5 separate regions of the Mus musculus genome follow, and regions 2, 3, 4 and 5 are each linked to region 1. The links are chromatin loops, found by intact Hi-C in ENCODE. Cell type or tissue: heart. All regions are shown on one strand. Each heading gives the region's core, and the rest is flanking DNA. Links, peaks and the distances in the headings are about the cores only. Region 1 holds the start of Adamts14 (a disintegrin-like and metallopeptidase (reprolysin type) with thrombospondin type 1 motif, 14). Region 2 overlaps Pald1 (phosphatase domain containing, paladin 1). Region 3 overlaps Adamts14 (a disintegrin-like and metallopeptidase (reprolysin type) with thrombospondin type 1 motif, 14). Region 4 overlaps Pald1 (phosphatase domain containing, paladin 1). Region 5 overlaps Adamts14 (a disintegrin-like and metallopeptidase (reprolysin type) with thrombospondin type 1 motif, 14).

The links. Hi-C counts contacts between places; a loop is a spot of excess contacts. Peaks named below come from ENCODE experiments on the same cell type or tissue, not always from the same donor. Only the 100,000 strongest peaks of a DNase experiment are listed, where the experiment ranks them.
Region 2: it touches region 1 in a loop (2.9-fold over the local background); 15 of 42 quality-filtered maps call a loop at or near these places.
Region 3: it touches region 1 in a loop (2.0-fold over the local background); 3 of 42 quality-filtered maps call a loop at or near these places.
Region 4: a loop joins it to region 1, with 6 times the contacts of the local background. A loop is called at or near these places in 15 of 42 quality-filtered maps.
Region 5: a loop joins it to region 1, with 2.2 times the contacts of the local background. A loop is called at or near these places in 8 of 42 quality-filtered maps.

What each region holds. Positions count from the first base shown.
Region 1 is chr10:61,272,680-61,278,496 of GRCm38, forward strand. Adamts14 (a disintegrin-like and metallopeptidase (reprolysin type) with thrombospondin type 1 motif, 14) reads right to left here and starts at 740. Exons shown (of 22, transcript NM_001081127.2): 1 at 477-740. The coding sequence starts at 558. In heart, for the core only: a CTCF peak has its summit at 3,320 (motif pointing right); DNase peaks (open chromatin) are centred at 692, 1,022, 1,342, 5,472 and 1 weaker place; H3K4me3 peaks cover 1,231 bases; H3K27ac peaks cover 1,264 bases.
Region 2 is chr10:61,325,860-61,331,676 of GRCm38, forward strand. The region is part of intron 18 of Pald1 (phosphatase domain containing, paladin 1); the gene reads right to left. Among named protein-coding and RNA genes, the nearest start is that of Prf1, 31 kb to the left of the region's middle. In heart, for the core only: a CTCF peak has its summit at 709 (motif pointing left); DNase peaks (open chromatin) are centred at 3,306 and 5,422; H3K27ac peaks cover 2,695 bases.
Region 3 is chr10:61,197,229-61,203,045 of GRCm38, forward strand. Adamts14 (a disintegrin-like and metallopeptidase (reprolysin type) with thrombospondin type 1 motif, 14) reads right to left here. Exons shown (of 22, transcript NM_001081127.2): 19 at 5,595-5,802; 20 at 3,948-4,077; 21 at 3,135-3,245; 22 at 1-1,731. The coding sequence ends at 1,250. Among named protein-coding and RNA genes, the nearest start is that of Gm29861, 16 kb to the right of the region's middle. In heart, for the core only: a CTCF peak has its summit at 2,479 (motif pointing right); DNase peaks (open chromatin) are centred at 1,320 and 2,533; H3K27me3 peaks cover 1,249 bases.
Region 4 is chr10:61,333,723-61,339,539 of GRCm38, forward strand. Pald1 (phosphatase domain containing, paladin 1) reads right to left here. Exons shown (of 20, transcript NM_013753.2): 18 at 5,477-5,617. Among named protein-coding and RNA genes, the nearest start is that of Prf1, 39 kb to the left of the region's middle. In heart, for the core only: a CTCF peak has its summit at 2,582 (motif pointing left); a DNase peak (open chromatin) is centred at 2,669.
Region 5 is chr10:61,208,875-61,214,691 of GRCm38, forward strand. Adamts14 (a disintegrin-like and metallopeptidase (reprolysin type) with thrombospondin type 1 motif, 14) reads right to left here. Exons shown (of 22, transcript NM_001081127.2): 13 at 4,656-4,789; 14 at 4,250-4,373; 15 at 2,714-2,794. Among named protein-coding and RNA genes, the nearest start is that of Gm29861, 4.7 kb to the right of the region's middle. In heart, for the core only: a CTCF peak has its summit at 3,030 (motif pointing right); a DNase peak (open chromatin) is centred at 3,017; H3K27me3 peaks cover 1,820 bases.

The DNA.
Region 1 (5,817 bases), core at 586-5,585:
GGTCTACAGTGTCTGAGGATGCTATGGAGGAGAATTAGGGTACAAACTTCTTACTGGTCAGAAGCAAGAGTGCCCACAGTTTTCTTCTATGGGAAGCAATCATCTGTTAGCCTGATTCTGTGTGAGACATCTTAGACATGCACACTCAGAGGCGCACGTGCAAACAATCCCACAAGTGGAGACAGGGCATTGAAAGATCAATGGCGGAGGGTTGGGGTGGTGAGGGGAAGGGTGGGTTGTGACTTTTCTTCACTGGAAGAGTTCCCAATCCTCTCCTGCAGGTCACACTACCTCCAGTGACAGGAAAGGGACAGGGATTACTAGAAGCAGCCAAAGCTAAGCAACTCAACCCACACCAGGCGCACCGCCTTCCACTCCCCTCGAACTCTGCCTGGTTGGCTCCTGCATCCAGGAGCCACTCTGGCCGCCAGCACCCCCAGAGACCCCACGTCCCCGCGCGCCCGGCCCGCACGCACCTGGGGTCTGACTGCCGGCGGCGGCACAGAGCGCGCAGTACCAGGGCAGCAGGCAGTGGAGCAGAGCTCGGAGCCAAGCCATGTGGCTGCGCGGGGACGGGGACCTCCAGGAGTCAGAGTCCCGGGACTGCCGGATCGCAGAGCAGCCGGCAGCCTCCGCCTCCTGCTGGCCCGTTCCCGGCCCCCCAGCACGGCGCCCTCACTGTTGGCTCCAGCGGCGGTAGCTCAGTCCGCCCGCGCTGTCCCGAGCCGCAGGGACTCGGCGAGCCGGGCTAGGGGCGCGGGGCGGGTACACGGGCGGGGCGGGGCGCGCGGCTCGGGCGGGGGGCGCGGGCGCCGGGGGCGGGGGCGGGCCTGGCGAGCTAAGGCATGCGGCCCGGATCGGAAGTGCCACGCGGAGCCCGCGCAGGGGCTCCCGGCGTACGGGGTGATCGTCCCTTCAGACGCCAGAGCTTTCCGGAGTCACGGCCTGATCCTCTTCCCATAGCCGCTCCTCCCCGTTTGCAGGCTCTGTGACTACTCCAGAGCCACCGCACCCAGGAGTGTCCCCATTGAATTTTGAAGGCGCAGATTGGGAGCTTCCCCCTCCCCTGTCAGGATGCCCAACTAGCTCCTGACCCCTTGAATCGTCCCACTTTGCAGATGATAGCGCTGTGGACTGTCAGGTCACAACGATATGAGGGGGTGGGGGGGCTGCAAGGCTTTACAGCCCAACTGCTCGTATGGAAATCCTGGTGCTGAGTCTCAGTTTCTTCATCTGTGGCATAATTGTTAACCACAGCACGCAAAAGATGAACACCCAGCGTGTCCACCCCTGTCACAGTACTGAGCACGGTAGTGCAAGGAACACAGCGTCCACAGGCTGAGCAGATGCTGTCTTGGCAGCTCGCTGAGAACAGTTCCACAGTCAGGGCCCAGAGCCCAACAGAAAACCCCATGTTCTTGCTTCACTTTACAAGTATGTCCTTAATAATTTGCAATGAGACTCGAATTCAAACTACTCACAGGTGGAAACTTAGAGCAGGGAGGATCTGATTGGCCTTGCTATTTTGATTTTGTTGTTGTGTTTAACTGTGGCTATGGCTTTGAAATGATGCTGGGGTCTGGGGTGGCCAGCTCATTTCTGAAGTCAGCTCAGAGAGCTGATACCCATTATACTCCAGGTAACATGGAAGCACTCAGTTAGAAATGTCACCAACCAACCACCAGATGAATAAATGTTAAGTCTTTCTCTTAAAGACCTGTGAGGTCATGACAAGGTGTGTGTGTGTGTGGGGGGGGCTGTGTGAAGCTGATGGGACAAGAAGTGGGTCAGTATTGAAGGAGAGTCAAGGAGAAGACCAGGCTGTAGGCTACAGAGGTTCATCCCCAGAGCTCTGCCAATCGAAGTGGTTCTAAGATAAGGGCTTGACTTCCCAGGACCTCAGTCTTCCAAGCTGTAAATTGGGAACAGATGTGGCAAGTGACATAAGGATAGCTCACTTGCTCCCTCCTGAGAAGCCATCCCAGAGAAGATTCCTTTAGAAAGCCCAGGCACCCTGGCCAGATTCCAGCAACTCCTTCCTGCCCCCAACAGAGCAAGCCCTGAAGAATAGACTTGTAGCTCCGACCCCCTGAGTCTGAGTCATGAGCTGTGAGCTGGGGCCTTCCCTGGAACCAGCCTTGGTAAAGAGAAATTAAAACCTCATCCCCTTTCTCTGCCCCCACTCCCTTCCCTGGGGCTACAATGGTTGCTTGTGTTGGCCAAGGATTATGTGTCCAGACCCTTCTCTACTGAGAAAGGCTTTGTTAGGGAGAGGGCACTGGGGACACAAGGTAAGGAGGCAGCTGGGTGGCCTTACTCCAGAATGTGAACAGGGCTGTGTGGAGCAACCACTGCCTTAGGCTGGAGACCCTCCTAGGAAAGCGAGTTCTGGCATTTCTCAGGCTAATGCCTTAGGACTTTGCACAGGAATAAGTAGCTTGGTGGGGAAGGCAGGTGGCACTCTCTGGGGAGTGGCCTTCCCACACCTATATCCAATGTTCAATGCCAGGTTCCAGTGCAGCGAATGCTAGGTGTCATTTGTCCCCAGTCAGAGGAGATTGGCTCATGTTCCAGTAAGCTTTGAGTCAGGTGAGAGAAGGCTGGAGGATAGTGGATGGGGGAGAAGGGTTAAGAGTAAGGATGCTGGGGGGGGGGGGCATGAGTGGGGGTGGTGCGTGGGGGGAGGAGCCTAGAGAAGACAGGAAAGCCCAGTGGATAGCAGGACATTGCCCTGTCTGGGGGGAGGGCCATGCACAGAGAGGAGGTGGACCAGCCTGCCTGTAGGGAGTGTCCCACACAGAAGGAAAGGCAGCATTAGCTAGATGCTGTGGTCTAGTTATCCAAGAGGGGAGGGGGAGGCGGATGGGAAGAGGGAGGGGGGAGAGGAGATGGAGCGCTGAAAAGTAACACTGCAGTAGCAAGTGTAGAGAGAATCCAGAGCCCACAGACAAAGAGGGTGTGCCTGACCTCCAACCTGAGCTCCTCTGAACAGCCCAAATCCCAGGAGTTGGAGGGGGTGGGGGGGCTACAGGAAGGGCTCGCCAACTGTTTCCTCTCTATCTCACCACAGGACAACTGAGGTCACACTACTGAGTACCAGTAGAGTCAGACCTCTCCAGCTGAGGTCCCTGCTGGCTGAGCTGTGAAAGAAGAGCCCCTCACCAACCACCACTTCCTTCCCGCTGGCCTGCTTGAGGTCTTGGGGTGAAGATCAGGTGGCTCAAGTTTGAGACACAATGTATGTTTATTAGGGAGTTGCCGGTGTACGTGGGAGACAGAGCTGACCTAGAGGCTGCTGTTGTTACAGCATATATCCAGCAGGTGGCTGCTGCTTGCTGGGCATCAGCTACTGTTAGAGACTTGACATATCTGATTACCAACCCGGAAGGGATGAGATGCCCAGGACATAGAAAGAGGATTCTCATCTTAGAGTGTTTGATACAACCAGTGGCCTAAGGCCCTGAAATTCCCAGGAAAGGAAGAGAGTCCCACCAGAGCTCCGTGCATACCTCTACTGCCCACCTAGACCAGTTGGTCTCAGTCTGTCCCTCTCTACCCCTTGGGGCTACCTAAGAGCATCTATATATCAGATTTTTGCATTACCACAGTAGCAGAATTTCATTTATGAAGTAGTAACAAATACAATTTTATGGTTGTGGGGGTCACCTCAGCATGAGGAACTGTATTAAAGGGTCTCAGCATTAGGAAGGTTGAGAACCAGTGACCTAGACCATCAGGAAACCAGGCAGCTGGAGCCCCCGGGTGACCTCTAAATTCACATAGCAGACGCTAATGATCTTCCAAATACAGTATCTCCTTTCTAAGACACATTCTGACCCAGAACACAGCACACCTTTCCTGAATAGCAGCACACCGTGTTTCTAAACACATCACTCAGCTCCCTGGAACCTTCTCCAGCTATACCCAGAAGAGAGAGCCCTTCACATTGTGCATCTCTCACTTGTGTCAGACCTCCAAAGCCTTTGTTCGCCATCCTCCTGCCTCCACAGCCCTCCAGCCTAGCCCCTTGTGGGTACCATGCTCATCTGACCTCGTGACCTTTGCAAAGCTTTTCCCTTTATTTTGAGGAGTCTACCTTCTTCTAGTCAATTCTTGCTGCCTTCTGAGGTCATCCTATGTGTCTGCTTTCTCCCATCCCCCACAGGGGGCAGGGGCCTGAAAGGATTTTTAAAAACTCCTTGAGTCTTCAGTGGCATCAGTATCCTTGTGCTGGACACATAGTAGGCCCTCACAAATACTAAATAATCAAATGAATAGGAGTCAGAGATGGAGTCCCATGGAGAATCTGAGGGGTCAGGTATTTCCCAGACCACTCAGCCATTCCAGGGGAAGTCTCAAGACACGTATGGAAACTATGAGTATACCATGAAGGTGTTCAGAATCCATAGTCGGGGTGGGGATAGGGAAGAAGAGATGCCTTCCTGGTTCCTTAACCTTAAAAGAACATTGAAAATTGAAACAGTCGTCATAGCTAACACGCGACACACCAACCTCAGTCTCCTTAACAGCCCCTTCCTGGTCAGGCTGCTCACACCAGAACCTTCAACTGGCAAACACCCACGCCCATGTAGTACCAGGCTTGCAAACACACTGACCACTGTAAGATGCCAGTCTCTTCAGGGTTATTCAGTTCATTTTGTATTCCTTTTTTACTTTTCAAAATGTCTTCCTGATAGCAATGGTACTTGCGCTGAACTAGATTTATGTCAAACTGACACAAACTGCCACCATCTGAGAGGAGGACACTTTAAGAAAATGCTTCCATAAAATCGGGCTGTAGGTAAGCCTGTGGAACATGATCTTAATTAGTGATTGGTGAGAGAGGGGCCATCCCCACTTTCTGGCATGGGATTCTGGGAATTGAACTCAGGTTGTCAGGATTGGAGGCAAGCACCTTTACCAGCCTGGGGTTCTTTTTTTCTTTTTCTTTTTCTTTTTCTTTTTCTTTTTCCTTTTCTTTTTCTTTTTCTTTTTCTTTTTCCTTTTCTTTTTCTTTTTCTTTTTCTTTTTCTTTTTTTTCTTCTTTCTTTCTTTCTTTCTTTCTTTCTGTCTCTCTCTCTCTCTCTTTCTTTCTTTCTTTCTTTCTTTCTTTCTTTTTCTTTCTTTTTTTTTATGAGAGGCTATTTGACTTCAAAAATAAAAACCATCATTTGGTGACATGTACCCTAACTGCTCTAGAGAAAGGGGCAACGTGCTGTCTGTTGGCCTCTAGAGAGGAGGATGCCCACGTCCCAATCACAGACCGTGCCGCTTCTGAAGTGGGAATCACAGAACCGGAGCTGGGAAGGACAGCTGTCCTTTCTGGCCTCCAGTCCTCAGGGACATGGAGACTTCCTTTCTCTGCGCCCTTCAACCCAGAGCAACCGCGCCACGCAACGATTACACACAGGGTGCAAACAGCGTTGTTTCTAACTGACCTCATGGCCCAGCTGCTCTCGGGGATTGTCCACTGCTCTGTAATGCAAGACAAGTCACTGTGGTTAGCTGAACCCAGCCGAGTCTCCTAGATACGGACATTAGAACCTTGCCAAAAATGTGCAGAGGAAATGCTGGGGAGAACAAGGAGGAGGATGTGGGGAAAGGCCACAAGGCACGATCTCTCCCTGTCCTCTGGATGCTCCAGGAATTCTGCCTGGGGCTGCTGGGGCTTCTCTGTGCTTCAGCCCCAGGCTTGGACATTGGGATGGCTAAGGACATGTACCCAGGATGAGTGGCAGGTCACAAGACTGCTGTTTTTTCCTCAGTCTTAATTGACCCCATTTTTTAAGGCTTTGTTTAGTAGAGCTGTAAATACTT
Region 2 (5,817 bases), core at 500-5,499, 53 kb after region 1:
CCCTGAGGAAATCTCAGCTAGGGAATCCCACCTTGAACATTAGCGGCACCACATCACAGGCTAGGTCCTGGAATGCAGGAGAAGGAGAGCCAGCCAATCACTGCCCTGTACTAATCCAGTGCTCTCTGGTCTGGACTGTGGGTGGAACAATACCGCTGGTTTGAATTCCTGCAGCCTCCACTCCCCGAGCGAGCAGTAGACTGTATCCTGGAGCCACGAGCCAACTAGACACTTTTAAGTACCTTTGTTGGGTATCTTATCATAGAAGTAGGAAGAGAAGCTAAGACGTGGGCTCAGAGCTTAGAAAAAGCCAGGAAGTTCCTACAAAGGGCCAGAGCAGCTGCCTGCAGGGGTTTTTGAGGACTGAATACTCTTTCAAGAATTAGCAATGTGGGGGCTGAGAGATGACTCAGAGGTTAAGAGCACTGGCTGCTCTTCCGGAGGTCCTGAGTTCAAACCCCAGCAACCACATGGTGGCTCACAACCATCTGTAATGGAATCCTATGCCCTCTTCTTGTGTGTGTCTGAAGACAGCTACAGTGTACTTACATATAATTAAAAAAGAATTAGCATCGTGTGCTAAAAAAAAATCAATTTTGCTTAGAAACTAGACAGCAGGGCTGGAGAGCTGGCTCAGAGGTTAAGAGCACTGACTGCTCTTCCAGAGGTCCTGAGTTCAATTCCCAAATGGGATCTAATGCCCTCTTCTGGTATGTCTGAAGACAGCTACAGTGTACTCATACACATAAAATAAATAAGTAAAACCTTTTAAAAAACAAAACAAAACTAGGCAGCAGATGAAAGAAAACAGAAAAAAAATATAAATATTTTAAAATATATATTAATATATAAACATGATTGTTATATTTTTATATATTACATATATAAATAGTATGCATATGCAAGATAAATATACATTTATATATTAATGTTAGTGCATATTATGTGTTAAAATATTTTAAATATCCTATGTAATATATTAATATTGATATAACTTATAACATAAACAATATATTAAAGTTTATATATAATGTAAAAATGGCCACATAATGGCCACTTGGCCAACACAGTGAGGTCCTGCTGTCTCAGAATGGTGAGCTGGTCTGACTGACTGGGCCATGTGGCCACCAAGCCTTAGCCTGTCCTCTCCTGTCTCCTTCTGAGCCCTGGAGTGTTTTCAGAAGGGCAGGAGTCACCCAGTGCTTCTTAGAAAAGCCATTTTAAACTCCTTCCACCAAGGTTCAGGAGAAGTGGCCAGCTCTCACCTGGCTACAGCCACACCACTATACCACTGTCCCAAGACATCGGCAAGGATGGATGAGGTCTGAGGCCCATCCGGTGGGAGACAGAAGAAGCCTTTCAAGGGTAGAATTATCTCTAAATTCAGACACTGTGTGAAGATTCCGCCCGACACCCCCAGAGGTTCCCATGGGTACATCCTGCCTCTGGCCACAGGGCTGTGATTTGAGACAATGGCCCATCTGCCTGTCACAATCCACTTTCCTTAAAAGCATCCCGTGCTGGTGGAGTTCTGGGAGGAGGCACCCAGCCACCTCCTGTACGTAAAAATAGCCCAGCTGTTTTTAAGTGGGTCTAGTCGGCCAGGCTGTCATTAGCTGCCTCGAAGCTGCACAAAGGCTTCCTGGACCCCTGAGACTGAAATCTGAAATAGAAGGGGCCCAGGAGAGATGCCAGAGCTGTGGGGACCACAGGATTCTCATGCCTCTGGCCCGGCTACCATGGGCGTAGGTCTCACTCCGTCAGTATGTCTGGAAGCTCTTTGCTGAGCCTCCAGAAGTAAACATGAGGCCAAGCTTCTATGCCCTCACCCACGCTACGCCCTCTGCCCGAGTGCCCTCACCCACGCTACGCCCTTTGCCCCAGTGACCTCACCCACGCTATGCCCTCTGCCTGAGTGGCCTTCCTCTCCACCTGGCTCCAGTCAGCTTGTCCCTTCAGGCTGGCTCAGGACAAGCCCCGTGCCCCAGAGCCTGCTCTGGGCATCTAGGCACCATCATCTCCCCTCCCTTGGCCTCCTCTGCTCTCAAGTCTGGGCCTTTTCATTAAGGCAGAGTTTGTAAGTGCTTCACGGTGGTTGGCCGGGCCTTCCCCAAACAGCTGCGAAGAGGGGGGCAGGGGGAGGGAGATCGAGGTTTGACATCAGTTTTCTGCCTCTCTGTCCCTCACTCCCATCCCAAAGGTCTACATTAAAACGTGGGATGCGGCGGGCACTTGGTTGTCCCGTGAGCAACTCTCCCTGGCAGTCTCCTCCTGAGACAGTTTCCAGTAAGCTTTGCGAAATCTAGACTCTAGAAAGATGTTGGGAGGCTCCCCCACCCCCACCCATGTTTTCATACAAGTGCCTGCACGACACTGCAGTGGTTATCTCAGGTACCCCCAAATTCATCACCCACGCCCTAACAGTTTCCTGAGAGCACCACCCCCAAACTGCTAGACCTGTAAGTGTGCCATCCGAGCAACCTTTTTCAAGCCTTTAGGAGCTAAACTCTGGTTCCACATTCAATTGTCCTTTCCTCCATTCACATTTCAATCAGAAAACCCTACTGGCACCCCTTCAACACCTTTCCATAGGCTCCCCTCCCCTCATCAAGGGCTCCTAGACACCCCACACCAGCCACAGTCCCTGCCTGGCCCTCCTCCATGTCCCAGGACCCTTTCCTTCATTTGAGAAGAACGGCTTGTCCTGGAGGACCAGTCCCAGTGGACTAAGGCCGAGTGGACGGCAAACAGGCAGATTTTCCTATTTATACAATATTTATCCCACCTGCTCTCTACCTCCCACTCACTACATAAGGCACTGCTGTGCCTGGCAGGGTCCTGGGAGCTGGGCTGTAGAAATGAGTCCGTGCAATGAACCAGGCACCCCCAGTGCTAGCTGCTCCCCAGAGAGACAGGTCTCAGTGAGATGTTACCGGGGCCAGGGGATGGTAGAATTGACCCTGTGACCCTGCTAAGTCTAGCGATGCACAGAGACCATGCCAGACACAGCAGGAAAGACCCCTGTAAGGCTAAAAGGCTTCCAGGCCAGCTAGCAGTGGGAGGAAAAGGGGGCAAGGACTCAGCTGCTGCCCGGGGCCCCTACTGCAGCACCAATTCGCTGACTCCATCCTAAGCCAGGCATGAAGAGCCTAAGGAAATAGTCCTTCCATCTTACATGACAGCTTACAACATTCCGAGGCTACTCTAATTGCAGGAGCTGGGCCCTGGAGACCCATTACCTGCTGGAATGAGGGCTCTGGGGACAGCACTAGCTTGAGTCAGAGAGGCTGAGAAAGACCTGCCAGGGGCTCAGCGCCTGAGACAGCTCATTTTCTGCTTTTCTTAGGAAGCGACCTTAGTCCCTGGGGCACTGAGCTAATCTTTCTGCCTCCTGGCAACTCTTGCTCGAGAGGCCTATTCCACATAACCAAGACAGTGCGCAGGCAGAAGCAACAGTGGCTTCCCCACACCCGTCCGTCCTCTTACTGTTACCATCAAATTGTCCCCTGGGTCCTGGTGCCACCATGGAGGGAAAGGGATATAAGGCCAAGAGGAAGATAAAAAGTTCTGACCCTGCTTCCAGCCTGGCACAGATCTTCCATAGGCCTCAGTTTTTTCTTCAGGTAAATGGGTCTAATAAGGACCTGCCCTGACTTCCTTCCCTTCTTGCCAAGGTCTAGAATGGGCAGGCTCCAAGTTCTCAGAAAGTCAAAGCTGTACAGGTCTCTGCAAAGGGCATCTGCAGCCGGCTATGCCTCAGCTTTTTCTCAAACTCATTCTGCAAGGAAGAGAGAAGGTACCATAGACTGCTTTATCTACAGACTACTAAGAGCGACTGTCACCAGCCAAAGGCAGGGGAAGTGCCTACTGGCATTAACGTGTCTAGCAGGGCTTCCTTTGAGCCGGACCTTGGTTTCTGTCATAAATATTTTCTGCTTTCCAAGTCCAAAAGGAAACAACCGATTTCCAGCTAGGTCAACCTGCAGGCTGCTGGCCATGAATGAATACTTCAATGGGAACACTTCTCAGACTGCTCCGAGTCGCCTCTTGTCCACTCCAGCATCAAAGTGGCTCATTTCCATGTTAGGCAGGTTTTTAAAAAATGTTTGTATGCTGGAATTGATCCTGTGACTCTTGTAAGTCTAGTGCCCCCTCCGCACCCCAGGATCACTTATATTATGCCACGTCTAACAAGCCAGCCAGGCACAGCGTGGGCATGTGTGAGTATGTAGAGAGGTCCGAGGACAACTCAGGGAGTCTGTCATCTCTTTCCACCATGGAAGTCCAGGGGGTCAAACTCAAAACACCAGTCTTGGTGGCAAGCGGCCTTACTCACTGGGCCTCTGAGGCAGTTCTTAAAACTCTGTGAGCACAGCTAGGTGGTGGTGGTGCACACCTTTAATCCCAGCACTGGGAGACAGAGGCAGGTAAAGCTCTCTGTGAGATCTACAGAGTGAGTTCCAGAATAGCCAAAGCTAAGAGAGAGAGACCCTGTCACACATGCGCCTACACATACAGCACCCAGCCTAGACAAAGCCTCATAGTTGCCCTGGAGAATAGAGAGGCATGGCTAGGCCTCTAAGGCCAGCAACTGAGGTAAGTGGAGGCCAACATGGATAAGACTGCCCCAGAAGGACTCCCACTTGACTTCCACCATACAACACCAATCACAGTGGTATGAAGGGCTCAGCCACCATCATGGACTGTCCAGAAGCCGAGACAGGCATCCGTGGGCCTTTCTTCACCTCGATAGAACACGGCTTAGCGTCGGCACATGCCAAGTGAGCCTAGCCTCAGGCACAGCCCACTGGGTACTCAGAGCCTACAGTGTCCCACCAATGAGGAAAGGGGAGCGTGTGTGTACAAAGATCAGAATGAGAAGGCTAAAATCAAAGTCCCGGCATCTCAGCTCAGCAAGCTCTGGGAGTCCCGCTGTACCCCAGGACCAGTTCTATTTTGCCATGACTAACAAGCCAGCCACGCCCAGATTTCCATTCTATACTTGCTCACGTCACACACGGAGGGTCTCTCTCTCTCTCTCTCTCTCTCTCTCTCACACACACACACACACACACACACAGAGCAGGGACTTCCTATTTTTCCGCTTCTCTGTAGCCCCTGGGGTCCCTTTATTGCCCAAAGCAGCCCCAATGCCGAATGCTAAGCCATGTTCTCTTAACGGCTTCTGATTAACATGTAAGTGGATTGCTGAAGCAGGAAGGGATCTGGGAAAGACTGATTCTGGAGGGTGAGGGGCAGAAGCCAAGTTACCACATGCTGTTGGGATCTTCTGTCTCAAGGCTGGGAGAAGCTGAGATGGACAGAAGGTGGGGGGAAAACTCGAAATGGGTGGAATGTCAACTGGGACTTTCCCAGGCAGTGAGTCTGATGGAGGAGGTACATCCCAGATGGAGCCTGGGCCCGGTTCCATCCAGAGCGGAGCAGCATCTCCCACACCCACAGAGCCTACTGGCTTACTCGGTGCCAAGCTTGCCAGGCTCCGGCAGAGACCAGCTGTGGCCCTCCAGTTTAAAACCAGAAGACAGGGGCTTGACTAAGCCTTAAGATACTGATGGTAAGACCTGGCTGCCAGCTTCTAGGGGTCAGTTCATGGGGTGAGCTGGGGAAGAAACGGCCCCCAATCTAGAGCCGCAGCAAGCCTCCCCCAGAGCCATCTAGAGATCGTGAGCTCAAATTCAGCATAGACCAGGGAGGGGTGTGAGTCTGGAGTAAGGACCTTTGCCTCCCAAGCCCACTCTGCCACTAACTCACAAGGGAGTTCGTGTGGCTGCCCTCCCATCACATGGTCCACGGCCT
Region 3 (5,817 bases), core at 405-5,404, 76 kb before region 1:
AGTTCCCAGCATCCCAGCTCTCCAGAGCTTGCAGGCCAGGGGCTTTCCTTCCTCCAGCGGAGGAAGGTGGATAGACAAGCACCTCTGCCACTTGGCCCTCAAACTGAGTGAGGGTCTAGGCAATTTCCTGAGAGTCTGAGGACCATGGAAGGTGCTCTACGCATCTTCCCTACCCTAACCTGGGATCAACAGCAGCTAGCATCCTGCCAGGGCCCTCTGCACAGTCCAGCTGAGTGGATTCTCAAGTCGCTAGCCACCTGACTGGTCTTCTGAGCATCACGCATTCGGGCCCAGTTTAAGCCAGAAGGGAAGAGCCCCCGCCCTCAACTCCAGGAGGAGTAGACTTCAGCAGAGAGTGATGACTGAGGGGGACAGTCTTAGAGGTGACATCTTTCCGGTGGTCACCTTTCAGGCTGGGTCTCCTGCAAGCCCCCGTGATGACTGAAGTCACCGATCCTGGTCTAACCAGGGACCAAGCCCCAGCTTGTTAACTCCTGGATGTCAAAGCTGTGTATCCAGGCCTCCTCCTCTGGTGACTTGGGTGTGACATTGGAGGGTCAGTCTGTTACCTAGAGTCACCAGCAGTGACATCTACAGGGACAGATCGGGCCACGAAAGTGACACTATGGCCGGCAAAGGTGAACTGATCTCTGCCCGAGATTAGCAGCCATCAGCTGACAAGAGCCAGGCCTGAGAAGAACTCTCCCCTGCCCGACCCTGCAGCCATGAAGCCTCACCTCTACATCCATCCCGGACCCTTCCCAAGTCTGCCTGTGTGCAGCCCTACCTCCTGAGTCCTGCTTTGTCTTTGGTGTGTGTGTGTGTGTGTGTGTGTGTGTGTGTGTGTGTGTGTGTGTGTGTGTGTATGGCTGGACAGGCCTCCCTGGTAGTCAGAAGTCATGGACAAGCAAGAATCTCTGACAGGCTCCTGCATGGGCTTCAGCCCTGTATGGCCCAGTGGGTATGGGAAGGGGCATTACTGAGACTAGAGGAACAAATCATATAAAAACTCTGGGAAGTGGAGCCCGGACTCTGCTAGCTGAGGTATTTCTGGTTAGGGCAGTCCCTGATCTCCCTCTCCTCCCCCAACCCTGTCACGGGAGTAAAGAGCGTCACAGCCCCAAACAGAACAAGAGGGCAAATAATTTAAAAGGGAACCTGTGCTACCTCCTGTCCCCTGCGCTTGAGTCCTCTGAGCCAGGATCCCTGGGACCACAGGCAGAGTGTAAAAAAGACTGGAGGGATGGGCTCATGTCACTGGGGAGGTGGCGGGAAGGCTGGTGCCTCCATGCCCTGGTTCCTCCCTGGACTGTCCTTGACCCTCAGAGGTTGGCATAGCTGTTTGGGTCCAGTCCTGAGGTGGCCTCCGTGGGGTAGCAGGAGAATTGCCCGGAAACGCTTTAGGGCTTAGCATCTGGGGGGTGACCGGATACTGAGTCACTGGGGAGATCCTGTCCGCCACATCTGGTAGCTGTGTGGGCTGGCTTTGCCGATGATCTTCCAGGCTGGTTGGCCCCCTTGTAGACTTCACATCCTCCAGGGTGGCCTTGGGTGCTGGCAAGAGACTCCCAGGAGTGGAGAAGGTGGGTGGTAAGGCCAGGCTGGCATTGGGGCCTGAGGTCTTCTTTATGCAAGACTCACAGCATAGACGGTGGTAGCCGGGGATGGTGCAGTAACGGTCCAACACTTCCATTCGGCAGAAGACGGATCTGTCTCGCACACAGGGCTCCACTGTACATACATACACGAAGGGTGCCCATCAGGAGGGGACATCTTTCCTCCTTCTGTCCCAGCTGGAATCACTACATAGCTCATTCCACCCAGGAGGTCAGACCCTTCCACAGGGAAGAGAAACTAAACGGACCATCCTGCCTCCCCGTCACAAACACAGTATCAGCATCATTAGAACCTTGGTGGTAAGGCTAATTGTCAAACACTGTGCAGACCTACTGAGCCAGCACCTCTACGATGGGGCAAAACTGTTTTAGAGAACCCTCCAACAACTTCCAGTGCGTAGGAAGAGCTATATAGCTCTGTCTAGTTCAACCATATACTCAGCTACGCTGGTCTTTATCCAGGAAGCTCTACCTGGGGAGTCTGGGCTAGGGCCTAGACACTGAGGTAAGTCTAGATTCAACCAAGCATGAGAACCCTGCTCTAGGAAGAAGATGGAGCCCTAGACTCTCCTAGCTACCCAGTTACTCCCTGCAGCTAAGGTGCTTAAGAGCACTGGATGCTTGCTCTTCCAGAGGTCCTGAGTTCAATTCACAACCACCACATGGTGGCTCACAACCATCTGTAATGAGATCTGATTCCCTCTTCTGGTGTGTCTGAGGATGGCTACAGTGTACTTACATATAATAAATAAATCTTTAAAAAAAAGAAAAAAAAAGCTCTTTAGAGAAACGTAGTGGCTCAGGCAGCTGGGATCAAGAGCAGGCTCTGGAGCAGAGACAATAGAAGCCAATGGTCACTAGATGGCGCCAAAGCTCCAGAGCCAGAATCAGAGCCCCAACTGCTTTGAGGAATTTGCCCAGCTTCTGTTTTGAGGAGAGGCCAAGAGGTCAAAGGGTTGCATGAGGCGCGGTAATACCCTGGTAACTAGGAAGTATGTCGTAGTAGACGCAGGGAAAGTCTTAATCCACAGAGACATGAAAGGAGAGACCACAGGGTGAATTAATTGCTAGCCCTGTGAGGCAGCAGCAGAGGACACTGGTTCAGTTCCATGATTCCTTCTTTCAGCTGCTCTGGGGAAAGCAGCTCCTCTCTATGACTACAGTTCCCAGAAGTGTGAAACCAGACACGATGAGAATCCAGAGCTCTGGGGCGTACTATATAGGTTTATAAAACAGGACACCCTCACCACAGTGGACAGTGCCTTGTCACCAAACCTGGCAACAGAAGAAGTCTACATGATTTCTTTTTAGTCTGTATCAGGTTTGGCCGTCACGGGAATAACACCAAACGTAGGACTAAAGGGGAATCACAGAGTAGGTCATAGACTAGAGTGACATCATTTGGATTCTCAGAGGTCACCCAGACACGTAGACACTATGCCTGCTCCATTGCTAACACTCCAAACCCTGGGCTGCGTGTAAGGCTGGGGGAGGGGAAGGGCCCCTGACCATACTTACTTGTTGAGATCCTGTCCTCAGGAGTCAGGGGCCTGGATTGGGGTTCCCGGTATCCTGTTTTGGTCACAGGGTCCTGGACCTCCGCCTTCACTGTAGAGTTCTGGAGATCTCCTGTGAACAGATGCAGCTGAAGTACAAATGGGTGAGAGCATCCTTTACCCAGAGTGCTTGGGGCCAGAAGCACTTCCACTGTCTTCCCCCTGGGATTTGCAATATTTGCATAGACTTAAAGAGGCCTCTAGGAGGTGAGCCCCAGATCTAATCCTGGGGTGCAGCTGTTTTTTTTTCATTTATTTGCATTTTGTCCTGTGTGTACTAGTGTGGGTGTCACAGAGCATTTGCAGAGGTCAGGGGACAGCTTTGGAGGAGTCATCTCTCTGTTTCCACTGTGTAGACCTCGCCTTGGCAGCAAGTGCCTTTATCCACTGAGCCGTCCCGATGGCCCCATTGGTTTCTTAGGCCCAAAATGTGCAGGTAATTTTGTATAATGTTTTAAATGATTTGGGAACTGAAATGAGGTTCGTACATAAGAGTGTTAAGAGTCTTGGAAGGTCCTTTTGTCTCCTCTAGGATGCTGGCTAACTGGGTACTGATATTTCGATCACACCATATCCTCTGCAGTCAGGAGTGGAATCGCCCATCCGTGGCAGCGTGTGAGCACTCCAGGAGTTCTGGATTGGGCAGCATTTGGGATTCTGGATTAGGGATGCCCAACCTGTCTTTGGAATTTCAAAGGGCCAGGAGACCACACTGCTACACATTCACAGGGCCGGAGGAACGAAGGGGCGGGGCCTCCCCATCCTGTCTGCTCACCTCCACAGGCAGGCAGGCTGCAGATCTGCACCATGTCCGGCTTGACCCCTTCGCATGGCCCGAGGGCACTGGAAGTGTTCCTGCATACCACCTGCCTTTGCTGGATGCCTTCTCCGCAGGTAGCAGAGCACTGTAGAGGAGCAGGAGAGCCAAGAGCCATAATGCCAGGGGCAAAGCAGTTGGGAGAGAGGGGGGAGAGGGAGAGGGGAAAGGGGGGGGGAAGGGAGCCGTGAACTCAGGGTCAAAAGAGTACCAAGAAGTCTGCTATGTCTTTACTCAATCAGACAGACTTGCAAAGCCTGTACCAGGACCTGCCACTGTCAGGTTCTCCTGAGACAGTGTGACACTGTCCAAGCTTGGGACTCGCTAGATCACTCCATGGTTTGAACTGTGTCTCAGATGAGGACTTCCCGGGCCCCTTTCCATCGGCTGCCTCCTGTGGCCACACTCTCCACTCTATGCCTAGGTCTCAACTGTTTTATGCTCCGCTCGGGCAGTCTCCTCTGTTCTGACCACATGACATGACCTGCCCGGGGCTTGCAGAGCCTGGGTTGTGACACTTGCTGACATACTGGCCTGGTTTCCAATTCTGTAACCAGGAGAGCTGAGGGAAAGATCTGCAATAAAGTTGGGGCTCCTTTTACCCAACACCATTTTGCAAGCGTATGTCCACAGGTCCTCTTCCCAGGAAGTGTCAGTGAAAGACAGAAAGCAAACTGACTTCCATGTGCAAGGTTATCACATGCCTTCCACACACTGTCCTCGTAGTGACATACTCCCAACTGATAAATGGACTGGACGGCACTGGGGTGGCAGGGTCCCTGGGAAAGCCCTATTGCCCCATGTGACTGGGTCACTTCTAGGCACCGCCTACAGCCTCTCTTAGAAGGACCCGGAAAGAACTTGTACTGGGGCATGTGACCACTGATCAAGACGAAAGTCACAGAACCAAAGGGAACCAGGGGACACATGACTCATCCACCGTTGTGCCTGTTGCATCCCCAGAAACCCTTGCAGGTGCAGCTTGCAGTGGGTAACATCTGTCACTAGACTGTTTATCTGTCTTGTTCCCTCACTAGACTGGCTGCTCCATGAGGGTAAGCAGCCTGCCTGTCCAGTGACGCTGGGCTTTCAGCCCTCCTTGATCTGGCATACAGTCTTTGCTCAGTAAATCTTTCTTTCTTTCTTTCTTTTTTTTCTGTTTTTTTGTTCTTGTTTTTTTTTCAAGACAGGGTTTTTCTGTGTAGCCTTGGCTGTCCTGGAACTCACTCTGTAGACCAGGCTGGCCTCGAACTCAGAAATCCACCTGCCTCTGCCTCCCGAGTGCTGGGATTAAAGGCATGCGCCACCACTGCCTGAGTAAATATTTCTGGAATACAAGAATGTGTCTTCATTTGCTCCTCTATGACTTGGGAGTCATGCAGCTTAGAGGAGATGCAAATGGAGGGAGGAGCCTAGCGAAGAACCATCATGCATAGCACACTGGTGGGGGGGGTGTGTGTGTGCTCATATTGCCCCCAAGAGGTTGCTCTCTTTCTTTCTGAGAAGTGTCAGCCCTCGGGTGCACCCTAACCCACTCAGACATCTACCCGACCCACACCGTTTTCTGTTCCACGTGCTTCCACCCACTCTAAGAGAACCACTCACCTGGGACCAGGCTCCTGTCCGCCACTGGGCTGGGCAGGGCACACGGAGGCATGGCTTCTTGGCCTCTGGCCGGTTACCTAGGCAGGCCTTGGCTGGCATGGCTTTGTGGGTGCCATTGGAGAGAGGCAGCAGGCACTGCACTCCCCGGGTCTGCAGCCCCAGCTTCCCGCAGCTTCGGCTACAGGCACCCCACTCTTCTGTCACCCACCTGGAGACAGACAGG
Region 4 (5,817 bases), core at 375-5,374, 61 kb after region 1:
TGCCAACAGTTGCGATGAGAATTGGCGCTTAGTATTTCTACTTCTTCCCTTCTTTAAAGATTTAGTTTCACTTGTGTGTGTGTGCGTGCGTGCATGTGTGTGCATGTGCGTGTGTGTGTGTGTGTGTGTGTGTGTGTGTGTGTGTGTGTCTGCGTGTGTCCATGCCATTTTGTGGGTACCACAGAGGACAGAAGGGGGATGAGATTCCTGGCTCTCCTTACAGCTTCTAAGATCACAGTGGTCTCAGTGGATGGTTGCGGTGTGAGAGAAGAGTCAAAAACAGACTGGGTTTGACCTCCCCTCCCCCTCCCTTCCGGCCTCCCTCCCCGCCCCCCCAAACACACACACACACACACACACACACACACACACTCACACACTCACACACTCACACACACACACACTCACACACACACACACACACAACGGCATACTGTCAGGGTAAATGAGAGCATCTGCCAGGCCCTGTGCACGGGGCTTTGTTGGTAGAGAACCTGCACAGCTTGCACCAAACCCCAGGTCCCATCCCAGCCCCGCGTAAAGCAGGTGAAACAAGGCAGACCTATCGCCCCAGTCCTCAGGAAGCAGAGGCAGGAGGATCAGAACTTCAAGGAATTCCAAGCCAGCCCAGGATACAGAAAACCCTGTGCCAAACATGAAAGCGAGAGCCAGGTACCATGGTGCTCGCCTTTAATCCTAGCACTCAGGAGGCAGAGGCGGTGGATCTCTATGAGTTCAAGGCCAGGCTGGTCTACAGAGGGAGTTCCAGGACAGCCCGAGGGAGCTTTATGAGTCCCTGTCTCAAAGAGAGAGAGAGAGAGAGAGAGAGAGAGAGAGAAAATCTACAACACAAAAATAAGAACATCAGTCCATTATCAGGAGACATGTTAGACACACTGCTGTCTCTATAGAAACCAAAAAAAAAGTTTCAACAGGAAACCCGGAGCTGCATGTGGCCGGGGATCGATGACCAAGAGTGTGAGGTTTCTTCCTGTGGTCCTGACCATGCTCTAACTTCCCCCCATTGCCAAGGCAACCTGGGACACGTGTACTCTAAACACGTGCGTGGGGCAGTATGTGAATTGCATCTCTATAAGCTTGGCTGCAACCAAGCAAAGCCCTGGGGTGGTCCAGGCCTCAAGTCATTCCAATCCCAAGCTATGAGTACTGGCATCTTAGCACTGTGGAGCCTCCAGACACTCTGGGTCGGTCCCAGACATCTGTATTTTTGACAAGCCCCCAGGGGACTCTGAAGTACTGAGGAGGGAGACCATAGGTCACTATCGGTGGCATTCGACCTTGGCTGCGCCCAGGACTGCCCCTGGCTAATTTTCAAAGCTGGATTTACACACTGGGCACAAAATAAACTGAGGTTGTTTCTAGGAAGGGCTCAAGCCCCAGATGCTAAAAGCTCCCCTATTTACCTCTTACACAAACAGATGAAAATCCTCTGAGTCTCAGGACCTCCTACTCTAAGGTACCCTTTAAGAACTTACCCTAGGGGGTTAGAGAGATGGCTCAGTGCTTAAAGGAGCACTGGCAGCTCCTTTCCAGGACACAGGTTCAATTCCGAACACGGCAGCTCATTACTATCTGTAACTTCTGTTCCAAGTAATGATACCCTCACACAGACAGACATGCAGGAAAACACCATTGTACATAAACTAACATATATATTATATATTACTTATATAATATATATTATTTAAATAATTTGTTTATCTAAATATATATCTTTAAAAGAACTTGTCCTAGGGGTTGGGGAGATGGCTCAGGTACTTGCACACGAGTGTGAGGTCCCAAGTTTGAATGCCCAGAACTCGCGGTAAGCCAGATAGAGTAGCTCTTGCCTGTAATTCCAGCATTCCTACAGTAAGCTGGGGAGGGGGAGACAGAAGAATGTCTTGAAGCTCAGAGCGATCTAACCAACAAAAGACCCCGTCTCAAAACAAGGTGGGAGGAGCCAGAAAGGTGGCTTGGCCAGTAAGAGCGTTTGCTGTACAGGCAAGTGGTCCAAATTCAAGGTGGGAGGAGAGAACCTTGGACCCCCACATGCTCGCTGTGACAAGCCTCCCCTCCCGTCATACACACACCAACATAAATAAAATTACTTTAAAAAAGAAACACACAAGCCGGGTGTGGTGGCACACACCTTTAGTCCCAGCACTTGGGAGGCAGACACAGGTGGATCTCTGAGTTTGAGGCCAGCCAGGACTGCACAGAGAAACCCTGTCTCGAAAAACCAAATAAATAAATAAGCACACACACACACACACACACAACCTAACTTACTGAACACCAGTGGGGCCCTAGGTTCAATGGGAAAGTGATGGGGAGGAATTTTACACACACACACACACACACACATTACACACACACACATTACACACACACACATTACACACACACACATTACACACACACACACACACACACACACACACACACACACACACACACACACACACACACACACAAAACCTAACTTACTGAACACCAGTGAGGCCCGAGGTTCAATGGGAAAGTGATGGGAGGAATTTTACCCTAACTTAGCTCACTTGCGCCACCTGGTGGCCACACTGGTAAGTAACTGCATTAACTTACACTTTAACTTCTGATCCTCTGCATAGAGCCCTGGTGGGACTCTGGGATTCCATCTCATGGAGTGAGCACCAACTTGGCCTCGGAGATGTGAGGGGAGTCCTGTGAAATGTGAGGGGAGTCCTGGCGGGGAGATGGGAAAGGGCGTCTCTTTCTTGCTTAACTTCCTCCATTAGACACTCTACTGCGAAGGAGCTACCCTCTCTAACATACAGCACTGTCCCCGCGACGCCCCCTTCCCCATCCCTACCACCTCACCCCCCCCAAGAGTAAAGCCAGCTACCTGTTTAGTCTCACTTTTGGTGACAACACTGTGCTACCAGAGGACCTTCAGTGCCTCGAAACCCACCATGAACCTTTAGGTCTCCTGGCCTTTGCCCGGGCAGCCCCTGATGCCTGCAGCGACTCCTTCTTGGGCTGTCTGAGGCCAGTCTATAGCTTCTCCCTGCAGTGCTAGCCCCTATGTTTCCTGTTGTCTCTCTCTCTCTCTCTCTCTCTCTCTCTCTCTGTGTGTGTGTGTGTGTGTGTGTGTGTGTGCTCACAGCACACATCAAGGAACAGGAACTGAGGGCCTGTGAGCTTTGGAGTTGGGGTGGAGAGAACGAGGCTCTAACAGGGCCTGGCCCACGTCCTCTGGAGCAGGTCTAAGCACTGCCTGGGCCTCCAGCAGCCAGAATGGGGAGAGGCCTCAGCTCTCACGCAGCTCTCACATTCTGAATGGGAATTCCAAATTGTGACGGTGAGTGTGCTGCCTAGTTTTATACCAACTTGACTTGGGCCAGTGTCACTTAAGAAGAGAGACCCTCAAATGAGGCCCCACTAGATAGGCTTGTGGGAAGCCTGTGGTACATTTTTTGGATGGATGTTTGATGTGGCCCAGTCTACTGTGGGTGGTGACACCCCTGAAGTGGCCCTGAAGTTGTTATAAGAAAGCAGGCCGAGCAAGCCTTGAGAAACAAGTCAGTAAGCAGCTCCCCTCCATGGCCTATACATCAGCTCCTGCCTTCAGGGTCCTGCCTTGAAGTTCTTCCCTGACTTCCCTGGATGGTAGACTACAGGCTGGAAGATGAAATAACCCTTTCCTCCCCAAGTTGCTTTTGGTCATGGCGTTTTATCAGAGTAACAGAAACCCTAGGACAGTGTGAGACTCAAAGGAACCTGGAGATGGGAATCTAATCACAGAGACACTGTGCCATCCAACGTGTGCCAAGTCCACTTCTGAAGCTCCTGGTCCGTCAGCTCCTCCCCACGCGAGGACAGACTCGAGTCTGAACTTTCCCCCGGTCTTATCCCACACGCATGGCCTGCCTCCAAACAGGACCTGCCTTCTGACCCGGTTAGGATCTGACCTCAAGACCCCAAGCCAAGGTTGTTCTGGATCATTCTGCTCATGTGTCCATGAGCAAGAATGGAGACTGAACAAGTTGCCCGTGATACAGTCTTCTCTTATCCGCCACGGGGCAGAAGCTGCCCTGAAAATCACCCAGCCGTGGCATTCACTGCCGCCTCTTGATGCCATACAGTACCGCCCCCACACACCTGCTACCAGGCTGAGAAACAGGGCTCTATGTTCCCACGACCAACCCAGTTCTCACACCTCCGAGGCCCGAAGCTGCAAACTCCACCACCTGTCCAGCTCTCGGGTCCAAAGAGAGGCAGAGAAGGAAACACTGGAGACCCGGGCAGACTCAAGGGCACATTATTTCTAAATAGCTGCAAGTCCCAGATTCATGTTAAATCTGAACCATCCTGGAGCTCTTACTTTTACAATTTAATGAATCATTAAAAAATAACTTGAGTGGTGGCATACACCTTTAATCCCAGCACTTGGGAGGCAGAGGCAGGCGGATTTCTGAGTTCGAGGCCAGCCTGGTCTACAAAGTGAGTTCCAGGACAGCCAAGGCTACACAGAGAAACCCTGTCTCGGAGGAGAAAAAAAAAAAAAACTTGAGCCGGGTGCTGGTGGCGCACGCCTTTAGTCCCAGCACCCAGAAGGCAGAGGCAAGTGGATTTCTCTGAGTTCGAGGCCAGCCTGGTCTACAAAGTGAGTTCCAGAACAACCAGGGCTACACAGAGAAACCCTGTCTCAAAACAAACAAACAAACCAAAAATAAATAGATAGATAGATAGATAGATAGATAGATAGATAGATAGATAGATAGATAGATAGATTAACTTTGGAGGGCTGGCAATATGGCTTGGTGGGTAAGGGTGACTACATCAAGGCTGACCACCCAAATCCATTCCTCCACAATCCACATGGTAGAAGGAAAGAATCAACTCCTACAAGCTGTCCCTGACCCCCACGCTCACCCAGCATGCACACAGATAAGTAAATATATGTAAAATAAAGTAAGTGCTCTGAGCAAACAAACATCTAAGTGAGGACCAGACCCAGCCCCCAAACAGGGTAGATGAACCTGTCCTGGGGCTCAGCAGCCACACCATGCAACGCTGACCTTAACCCTTGGTAACTGTCAGTCACACCACCACCTGCCTGATTCTGCTTGGCCTCTGGGACCCCAGGATCACACACTAGAATTGTATCCCATGCCACAGGGGTCTTGGGTATTCCTCTTCACTTGGCCCCTCCCACAGCAGGTTTTAATCTGTATGTTATCCCCGGGGAGTGGGAGGGGGCCAAAGCAGGTGGGAGTGGTTAAGGGCTGCTGCCCTTTCTGTTTCCAGATCCATATGCCTTTCTAAGAGGTAGGACCAAAACAAAAAGCAAACAAACCAACAAACAAAAAAACCAGAAACCCTAGGAAGGGCCCACAGGACCTGCTGCCTCCTAAAGCCCGCACCATCAACCTCACTCCCCCAATATGAACCACAGGCCATCCTGCAGAGCTAGGGACCCAGGGCCAGCGCTCACCTGTCGGTAGGTGGATATGATGATCTCCCGAAGGTGGTAGTGCATAGGTGTCATAGTCTCGCTGACAATGTCCAACGCCGCATCCACCTCCTTCTTCACGTGGTGGCCGTCGGGCAGCAGCTGTACCACCTTCATCACCACCTGGGGCCAGAGGAGGGGTGAGAGGACAGAAAGTCAAGGGGGACCTCAGCCTGAGTCCTCCTGCCCACTTGGGGGCAGTAAGGAGCTATGGTATCACCTAGGCGACACATCCACAGGTTCCTACAACAGAAGGCACACATGGTGCTGACAGGGAGAACCAGGGAGATAATAGGAGAGCCGGGGAGATGATGGGAAAGCCA
Region 5 (5,817 bases), core at 581-5,580, 64 kb before region 1:
AATGTCTGAGGAATCTCATTTGGACGTGCCTATTTTTAGACTGCTGATTTGGTTTCAATAAAAGCAAGACTAGACCAAATGATAAGAACATCTTTTCTACTGCATTAATGTCTTCACATGAATTTTTAAAATTGAAAAAAGTTTATTTACTAGTGTATGTGTGTGTGGGGGGGGTATACACCATGTCCTATGTGTGTGTGTGGGGGGGGGGTTGGTCAAAAGTCAACCTTGTAAAGTCAGCTTTCACCTTTGTACTGGCTAGTTTTGTGTCAACTTGACACAGGTTGGAGTTATCACAGAGAAAGGAGCTTCAGTTGGGGAAATGCCTCTACGAGATCCAGCTGTGGGGCATTTTCTCAATTGGTGATCAAGGGGGAGAGGCCCCTTGTGGGTGGTGCCATCTCTGGGCTGGTAGTCTTGGATTAGAATCCAAGAGAGCAGGCTGAGCAAGCCAGGGGAAGCAAGCCAGTAAAGAACATCCCACCATGGCCTCTGCATCAGCTCCTGCTTCCTGACCTGCTTGAGTTCCAGTCCTGACTTCCTTGGTGATGAACAGAAGTATGGAAGTGTAAGCCGAATAAATCCTTTCCTCCCAACTTGCTTCTTGGTCCTGATGTTTGTGCAGGAATAGAAACCCTGACTAAGACAACCTTATACCTTTTTGTGGGATCAAACTGTGGTTATTCGGCTTGTGTGGAAAGAGTCCTTCCTTTCCTATGGAGCCATCTTTCTGGCTCTTAACTTGCATATTTATTTTATATTAGTTTGAGATAGAGCCTCACTAGCCATGTACCTCTGGCTAGTCTGGAATTTGCTATGTAGGTCAGGTTGACCTTGAACTCCCAGAGATCCTCTGCTTCTGTTTTCTGGGTGTTGGGATAAAAGACGTGCACCACTAAGCCTGGACTTGACTTTCTAAGTTTAATCTGTTTGGGGTTCTGATGTTTGTGTGTGTGTGTATTGCATGCACATGTTTTATATATGTACATGTTTGTGTATGTGTGTATACGTGTGTGCTGTATGTGGAGGCCAGGGATCTTTGTCACAGACTTCCTCAGTCACTTTACCTTATAAATCTCTATCTGTCTGTCTATCTATCTACCTACCTATCCATCCATCATCTGTCTGTCTGTCTGTCTGTCTACCCACCCATCCTTCCATCTCTCTCTATCTCTATCTATCTACCTACCTACCTATCTATCTACCTACCCATCCATCCATCATCTATCTGTCTGTCTGTCTACCCACCCACCCACCCATCCTTCTGTCTCTCTCTCTCCATCCATCTATCTACTATTTACTATCTATCTATCTATCTATCTATCTATCTATCTATCTATCTATCTATCTCTATCACCCATCCATCCATCATCTTTCTATCTATCCATCCATCCATCTGTCTGTTCATCTATCTCTATCATCCATTCATCCATTATCTATCTATCTATCTATCTATCTCACCCATCCATCTATCTATCTATCTCATCCATCCATCCATCCATCCATCCATCCATCTATCTATTTTTGAGACAGGGCCTCTAGATGAACACAAGGCTCAGAAAGTCAGCTGGGTCCAGCTCTAAGGATCTTTTGCAAGCACTGCCCTAGTGCTGAGATTGTAGGCAACACTGCATTGCTGGCTTCTGTGGGGGTTCTGGGGGACCAAGACCAGATCCTCATGCTCACATGGAAAACACTCTGCCCACTGGGCTGTTCCCCATCCTCTGGGGAATCTAACTTTCAAACTGTCTTTGCTTCATGTTTGTGCAACAACCATGACACCTTCTTTAGTAACTCTGTTTAAGTATCATTATAATGGAGAGCTAGGACCTGCCTGGTGGACTGTAGAAATGGCTGTCCACATAGCCCTGTTCCTCTAAGACAGAGTCTGTGTGTTTTTTTTTTTTTTTTTAAAGATTTATTTATTTATTATTATATGTAAGTACACTGTAGCTGTCTTCAGACACACCAGAAGAGGGAGTCAGATCTTGTTACGGATGGTTGTGAGCCACCATGTGGTTGCTGGGATTTGAACTCTGGACCTTCGGAAGAGCAGTCGAGTGCTCTTACCCACTGAGCCATCTCGCCAGCCCCGAGTCTGTGTTTTTAACCATTGACTGGTGCTTGGGTCATGTGACTTGGGTCAATGCAATGTTAGGGGCTGGCAGAGTGCTTGCACCCTGGGGCCCTGCCCTCTCTAGCTGCAGATGCCCAAGGGACAGACATCCAGATTTGGATATTCCCAGATTTGCTTGTTGGGGTCAGTCATAGCTCTGTCAGCCTCAGCCTCAGCCAATTGCCAACACCATCCACACCTCCTAGACCAGTGAACTCCCGACAGACCCATCAGCTGACAGTGTTTGGCTGTTTGGGTTTAGGCAACCAATAGAAGAACCACTGGCTGGGCCTGTCATGACTATGGCCACAGAACTGAGATCCTGTGACAACTGTTACTCCTAACCCTTATGTTCTTGGGGTGGTGTGCCATGCAGCCAGAGCGGCCTGAGCCCTTCTGCGAAATGACTCTTTTAGAAGAAGCCACCTGCTTCCATAAGAAATTTGAACAGCGGTTGATCCTGGTGGGAAGAAACAAGCCTGAACTATGTGATGGTTCAGCTATTCTGCATAAAACAACTAAAAAAGGGATTGTCTGTCTTTATCTAAGTCTGGGATCCCTATCTTCCTTGTCCTCCCCGCCCCACACAGCACTCACCGATTCGGTGGGGAGCCTTCTCCAGCAATTCAATCTGAATGTGCCTGGCACCCGCCGGGATCTGCACCTGTTTGAGAGCCGCTGCCACCCAGGGGCATCCAGAAAAGCAAAGAGTCCTGAGAGGGTAGCCCCCTGCTCAGCACCCCATACTATCTCACAGCACATAGCCGGGAACACAAGGACTTCTCACACACGGAGCCTTTCAGAAACCTGTTTCCTTGGCTGGAAACCAGGGTTGGATTCTTCCCCCGGCTCCACTGGATCCCCAAGGGCAGGGAAGCATGAGATGTTGTAGTTCCAAGCGCCCGCTAGGGGTCACTAGCACGTGCACTGATACCCACACGTGCGAGATGCTTTTATTTCCCTTCGCGGCCTCCTCTTCTGCTTTCCCTACTCCCACCCCTTTCTTCCTAAGCTACGTAGAGTTGTAGATGAGATCAGCCATGAAGATCCACATGGCTCTTTGAACCGATTCAAAGCTTGGGAACAAGCCTTTCTTGGTTACCAACTTCCCCCGCTTCAAAGTATGAAAAAGCTGTAAAATCCTCCAAGAAGACCAGACTTACTCCACACAGAAACGTAAAGGACTACTGACTGCCCCTCTTCTATAGCAAGCTTCGTGAGGTTAGAGGTGGAAATTAAAGAACTCGAGGGACCAGAGATTCATAGTGGAAAAAAGGTCCCAGACATTGTTTTTAAGATGAGAATAACCACCAAACCCAGACACTATTGCATATGCCAGAAAGATTTTGCTGACAGGACCCTAATATAGCTGTCTCTTGTGAGGCTATGCCAGTGCCTGGCAAATACAGAAGTGGATGCTCATAGTCATCTATTGAATGGAACACAGGGCCCCCAATGGAGGAGCTAGAGAAAGCACCCAAGGAGCTGAAGGGGTCTGCAACCCTATAGGTGGAACAACAATATGAACTAATCAGTACCCCCAGAGCTCGTGTCTCTCGCTGCATATGTACCAGAAGATGGCCTAGTCGGCCATCAGTGGGAAGAGAGGCCCCTTGGTCTTGCAAACTTTATATGCCTCAGTACAGGGGAAAGAAGTGGGAGCGGGTGGGTAGGGGAGCAGGGCAGGAGGAGGGTATAGGGAACTTTCGGGATAGCATTTGAAATGTAAATCTAATAAAAATTTGAAAAAAAATTTAATTAAAAAAAAGATGAGAATAGAACATGACCCCCTCGCTCCCACCAAAAGCCCTGGGATCAAAGAGCACATGTCAGCTCAGCACATGTCCTCTCCCAGACAGCAAGGGACAGGGTGAGCTTCTGTGCTCCTGTGAGTCCATACTAGTATGCCAGGAAGCCAGGGGACCAGCCACAGGCAGACTGGGAAAGTCTGAAGCCAGGCTCCAGGACCCTCCCCTCTCCAGCACGGGTCAAGGAGAACCCCACATACACACACCCAGCCATGCTTCCCGGCCTGCTTGGAGGCGTTCCCCAGTGCCCCGCCCCTTGCAGGCGTTCCCCAGTGCCCCGCCCCCACCCCAGCCACACCCCCCAGCCGTGCTCACCCACGCTCACCTGCCTGCTTGGAGCCCTTTCCCAGAGTCCCCTTCACAGTCCTACAGTGAGAATTGTCCCCACCGCAGACACCGCACTTGTCATCCGTCTTCATGGATCCCACCTCCTTGTCGCAACCAAAGGGCTAGGGGTGGAGGTGACATCAGCAGATGGAGGCTCTCCTGTATCCACCTAGAAAGGCTCCCCGACTGACTTCCTCCTGAGATTCCTGGCCCTGCCCAAAGAGGGGACCCTGGCACACGAGAACTCCCCCAAATCCACCCTGTGACCCAGGTGGTCTTAGCCTGGGTCACCTCACTTCTCTAATGGTGTAGGCAGCCCTAGCTGCCCCTAGGTGTGGTAGGTGAGTAATACCCATTCAGTCCTCCATGCCAGCAGAGTATAAGCAGCTCGCAGGGGTACCCACCACACACTCGCCACGGGCACAGACGCTGTAAGGATCGCGATAGCTGCAGCGTGTCCCATCGTGGACTACTTGGTTCATAAATACCACATCTCCAGTGTCGGCAGACTGGCAAATGAGCTCGCACTTCTGGGCATCTGGAAGGAGAGAGACTCTGCTAAGCCCACTGGGTTGACAGAAAGTGGCTTAGGATGCCATCAGCATGTGGTTTAGCCATGAAGTCCAGGGTCATGGCAGTGGCGGGAGCTCTGTCTGGGGACTGTCTGAAGAGTCCTGCTGTGGCACATATGGTTTGGTCCTGTGACCTGAGGCAAATGTCTCTAGCCTTTTTGAGCCTTGGTTCCCTGATTTTCATGATCCCTGATCAGTAAAATGCATCATCAGTTTAATGAGAAAAATATATTGACAAATTATCAATAACAAACCAACAGTTAGAGCTGGAGAGACAGCTCAGTGGTTAAGAATGCTTGCTGCAGCCGGGCAGTGGTGGTGCATGCCTTTAATTCCAGCACTTGGTAGGCAGAGGCAGGTGGACTTCTGAGTTCAAGGCCAGCCTGGTCTAATGAGTGAGTTCCAGGATAGCTAGAACTGCACAGAGAAACCTTGTCTTGACAAAGAAAGGAAGAAAGAAAGAAAGAAAGAAAGAAAGAAAGAAAGAAAGGAAGGAAGGAAGGAAGGAAGGAAGGAAGGAAGAAAGAAAGAAAGAAAGAAAGAAAGAAAGAAAGAAAGAAAGAAAGAAAGCAAGCAAGCAAGCAAGCTTGCCGCTCTTCCAGAGGACCTGAGTTCAATCCCCAGCCTCCAGCCCCAGGTTATCTGACACCTTCTGGCCTCTGAGGGAACCAGCTCTCACACTCACTCTCATGAGTGAGTGCACCCAGTTTTATATTTAACATTATATTACATTATAAATATTAAATTAATTAAATTATATTTAATATAATATCAAATATATTTATATAATATTATACATCAATATCTATCTATCTATCTATCTATCTATCTATCTATCTATCTATCTATCTATCTATCTATCTATCTATCTCAGTCTAGCAGCTGCTCACTGGATACCAGATCCTTCCAAAGCCCTTTCACACCTTTGAGAAACAATAGCAAATGCTCGTCATGACGACTTAGTCACCTCATTTCAACACGCCAGTGAGGAAGG